Regions from separate parts of the Mus musculus genome. Here region 1 is linked to region 2. Evidence: chromatin loops called from intact Hi-C (ENCODE). Cell type or tissue: heart. All regions are shown on one strand.

The links. Peaks named below come from ENCODE experiments on the same cell type or tissue, not always from the same donor. Only the 100,000 strongest peaks of a DNase experiment are listed, where the experiment ranks them.
Region 1: a loop joins it to region 2, with 2.1 times the contacts of the local background. A loop is called at or near these places in 2 of 42 quality-filtered maps.

Annotation. Positions count from the first base shown.
Region 1 is chr16:43,167,704-43,170,203 of GRCm38, forward strand. The region is part of intron 2 of Zbtb20 (zinc finger and BTB domain containing 20); the gene reads left to right. Among named protein-coding and RNA genes, the nearest start is that of Gm25873, 43 kb to the left of the region's middle. In heart, a CTCF peak has its summit at 964; no DNase peak of the experiment used is centred here.
Region 2 is chr16:43,592,027-43,594,526 of GRCm38, forward strand. The region is part of intron 9 of Zbtb20 (zinc finger and BTB domain containing 20); the gene reads left to right. Among named protein-coding and RNA genes, the nearest start is that of Mir568, 47 kb to the right of the region's middle. In heart, a CTCF peak has its summit at 996; a DNase peak (open chromatin) is centred at 265; H3K27ac peaks cover 283 bases.

The DNA.
Region 1 (2,500 bases), 420 kb before region 2:
ATGCTAAAGCTACCATATCTGACAGTGTGTGTGACAAGTTTTGCAGGTACCAGAATGACTGGAAGCAGAGCAGAGAATCCTTATTTCACAATGATAAAGTACTCATCTAGTCAGTTTAGGTCTTTAGAGAAATCATGATCTTGTACATGCCATTTCTACTTTTTAATGTGTAAAGATAAAACCATTTTGTCCTTCCTAATATAATAAATATAATAAATGTTAAAAATATGCAACATAGTAATAAACCATTTCTATTTTCTCAATACAGGTTGGGAAATTATATGCTCTATTGAAAGAAGGAATCATTAGAATGATAATATAAATATTAAAATTCAAAAATGCAAGACCATATCTATAGACAAATTCTAGCACAAGCAGTAGATTTTAAAATTTATTGTGATATATAAAAACCATAAAATTATTTTATATGTAAAGAAGAGTCAAGAAATATTGATGGGCTGGAGAGATGGCTCAGCCTTTAAAGGCTAGGCTCACAACCAAAAATATAAGGGTTTGGTTCCCAGCACCCACAGCTGTCTCTCCAGCCACCTTTTTTTGTTGGTGTTGGACACAGCATCCGCACACACAGACTACTAATATCATTTTTAAAAAAAACAGCTGTTAAAAATGTCATCGGTATGTAAAATGAATAAATAAGTAAATGAAAAAAAAGAAAAAGAAAGTAAAAAGGGATTTTGAGTATATGTTCAGTGTTACTGGAATGTCGACCTGGAGACCCCAAAGATCTTCTGAAATCTTATGTATACAACCCATAGAACAAGATGACTACAAGTGAAAGGTTTGGGTTTTTTTTACATCTTTATATCTGTATTGAAGTAGAAGATCTGGATTCCATAATGGAGTCCAATTTATGCTGAAGCAGACTATGTTCTCCAAGCAATACTTGATTTTATTTTTGAAGACTGGAGAACTCATAAAAGCCCAAGAGCACCCTCTAGTGAGACTTTTGTGATAGGCCTAGGGACTTCCTCTTGACCTTCACCATCCCTTTCTAATGACCTTTAATTTTCCAGTGTGTGCACCCTGGCTTCCTACTGTCTGGCCTTAGTGATCAGCAGATCCCAGCGAAGGCGGCAAGCTTGGAAAGTGTCTCCGAGTGAAAGGGCTAGGACCTGGGGTCCATCGTTCTCATGGCTTTGTTTTCACTCATAAAAGACCAGTCAATGGCCAACTAACTTTATTGTCTGTTAAAATGGTTTTCAGAACTAGTTAAGGGAACATAAGCAATAGAAGTCTGTAAATCATTTGTACTCTGAGATCTGCTATAATACAGCCAGGAGCATTTTTGTATTTCCAATATGAGGAATATGGCCAAGGTTATTAAGGTGATTTGGGGGGATGACGACCATGTGAGGAGTAGATAACAAAACTCTAGATTTGACCAGAGTATACCATATACATTTATTTAATGATTAAATTGAATTTTATAAATAATTGATGAGCATTGAAAAATAAATACTTCTAAAATGTAAAGAATGAGTAAATATAATTATATATGTACTCTTGTATTTTAGAAAGATGAATATAAAGAGACTGTCTTAACTGTGTTAGTTTGAGCTGTGAATATGTCATTCACTTAGATTAGTAACTGTTATATAACAATTGATACAAGGTTAATTATTACTTGAATTTATAAACAAGTTGACATAAAGTGCCACCGTTGGAAGGGAACTTAGAGATCTAGATCTTTCCACTTCAGACAAACAGAAGCAAAGCCCTGGTGTACCTAAATGTTAAGCAACTTGGCAAGATGGTTCAAGTGGATAATGGCAGTATTGGGCACAACAGAGACTCCTTGTGCTCATTTTAGTGTCCATATGCTACAATAGCCCCATTATTAAAGAGGCTGTAATGTGATCACATACGCTCATTCTCACTGATTTTGGACAATTCTTCATGCTTAGAGTGAAAGTGTGTGTCTTACTAGTCCCTCTCTTACTCTGTCTCCACTCTTGTATAAGGGAATAAGTTACTTTCTGGGTTGCTTCCAGACAGGAGATAAATCCATGGTTATGTAATGAGATCTCTTTATTCTAGAAACACTGTGCCACACTGTTTACTTGTGACTGACCCTTCAGTCAGATTAATATTCTAGAATTACTAGAAACTGTTCCTGTGAGACTCTGCTTCTGATTCATGTGTTCTGATAGTTTTATCTGTTAGTGTTCACAGAAGTATTATATAATCAAATTTTAAAAGTAATGGGGAAAGCTGTTGGCATTCATTAAATTCAGTGTCTGTGTTGAATGTTCTTATCTAATTTGGGAAGAAAACAAGGTATTCTTGGAATTATCCAACAGAAATCAGATCAATAACTCTTTTAAAAAGACTTTTAGGTATATGATCTGATTTCTTGAAAATAACCAAACTGTTTAGCATACTTATTTTACTTTAGTTTTAGGAAATAACCATTCTCTTTGTGTATTTGTGCTTTAAAATTACTGTACAAGAATTGGCATTTTGGCAAAATGTATCCCAT
Region 2 (2,500 bases):
CAGGATTGTAGGGCAGAAATATTTTCTGGCGTGAAAAGGAAAGAATTCCTTCATTACTATAAGCAAAGTGAGGAGACAGGGAGAGTTGTGGAAAAGCAGAAAATCAGATCAGCACGCATAGAAAGTGGTTGCAAGAGCATGTCGACCTCAGAGCCCTAGAATGACCAAGCCAGGAAATATTTGTTGGCTGTACAAGCTTTGGCCTTGATTCGTATCTGCCATCAGAGCGAAGTCATCCACAGCTGTGATGCAACCACAGAATGTTATTAATGTCCTCAGCCCCTCTCATATGCAGTCTCTCATCCCAGGAGCCCAGTGTGCCTTAGGACTCTGCTTGGCTTCTCCCAAGACAACCCCATGGAGCATAAACATCTTCATTTATAGATGAAATAACTGGTCCACAAAGGCCCGACTCTGTTCTCTGGCTTCAAATGTGAAATGATTAATAGTCATGATGCTGACCCAGCACGTTGTGCTATTTTTTACATTATTTTGGGCTTCTCAGACAAAGGACATATTTTATCTTTCTCATTATTATTTTTAATTACTTTTCAGAAAAGTCAAGATAAAAAAAAGAAGAAGAATCTAACAAATATCCCATAGAGATATTTGGTATTTTCTCTCTCTCTTTTTGAGAATAAATTAAGATCTTCTCTGCTTCTCTATGCTGGATCTCTGCAGATAGTCACAGTCTCATGCCAGTTTTCAGAGGAATAAGGGCTCATTCTAATGGCTGCATCACAGTCCCTTCTGTGAAGAAACAGCCTTTTAAATTCCTGTCTGGACACTGAATAACTTGTTTTTGGTTTAAAAACTTTTAACAGTTTGACCTGAAAACTTTTAAACATTACTAATATACAACCTGGTTGTGAGTTTAGCAATAAATTTAGACCCAGTATGTGAAAAGCCAAAGAGAAGACTAGTGGCTTTTATTCTCCCTGGTGACCTGCACTAAATGTTGCATATTTACTTTGTAAATGAGGACACCCAGTGGCCAGCAAGTGAAAATATTCTAAACAATCCCCGACACTGTTAACATAAATATAAAGAGCTGTTGTCAGCACCCATTGATAGATAGCTTCTAGCATCTACTACCAAGCACTGGTTTCCCTGGGTCAGGCAAGAGTGGAGCCTGATAATTTTCTACCTCACTTTCCAGACTAGGTGTCTCTTTCCCTTTCATATAAACGTGGCTCGCCATCTTTGGCATCCACTGAATCGTCAGTGGCAGAAGGGCCTAGTAGAATATTTCTTAGGACAGATGAAGTCAGGAAGTTGAGAATAACTTAACAGAGATCAGAAATAATAAACAGATGAGTGTGGTTTAAAAGAAGTGAGGTAAGTTCATAAACCATAAGTTCATGGTGAAGACAGAGCCATGGTTATTAACTAATGAGAGAGTAAGGAAATTAAAAACAAAACCCAAGAGGAAGAACAGATGTGGGCCACCAGGGACTAGAAGGACCTCCTGGAACAACGGGTAGGCTCACCTCAGAGCAAATGAGCCCTGAGCTCCACTTATTCTCAGCAGTGTCTGTACAGTGTCTGTTATGGAGAAGTAACCAAAGAGAACACCTACCCCTTTGGGGGAATGTGTGGGACAGTGTCAGGGATCCAGTTAGCAACCTGTGTTCTTTCAGTTACAGTTAGAGTTGTACTTGTATTTGCAGTAGGTAAGGTAGAGCTGTCTTATGGCTGTAAGACAGGCACAAGGGAAAATGGGGAAGGCATTAACTTACTGTCATTATAAACTATCTAGTATGTGTGTAAAGTACAGCTATATTCTTAAACATTCAAATATGTGAACCATTTCCTTGTTTTTCTTAAGAAAATTAAACCTAAGACTCCTGGGTGACCAGTTTATATAGAAACCTAATGAAGTCTCAAGACTGTCTTCCCCTCCCCAGATTTGTACAAGACATGGGAAATCTAGGGAAGGGGTCACATCCTTGGTCCATAGTGAGCTTTGTAGTTGGCATTGCTTGACTCTCTGATCCTTTTGGCTTCTAGGAACTACTCCACTCTCTGTGGTTATAGATGCCCTCAACATGGAGCCTGAGTCCCTCGGATCACTCTTTCTCTCAGAACAGTTAGTGTCCCTTTATGTCTAGCCCCCCAAAATATGCAAAGACATTTTCCACAAAGGCTTATGTGCAAGTTGACTTGTTTCAGTTCTCTTTTGTTTTGTCTGTGAGAGCCTTTGCTGAGATAGGGTCTTACCACATACCTTGGACTGACAAGTCTCCCACCTCAGCCTCCAGGATGCTGTGACCACAGAAATGAGCCATCGCTTGCTTACCTTTAATATTTTAAAGGAAGATGATGATTTTTCTTCTCAGTAATATTACCTCAATCTGACTTCAAAGCATCAGACTCCCCCCTTCATATCCTAGAAAGAGTCCTAATTAGTTCCCTTTAGAAGACCAAATTGAGAATGAAAACCCTTCCTTGTAGGGATTAATAAACTCTGAAACCACAGCTCTTTTGGATGAGGGAGCCC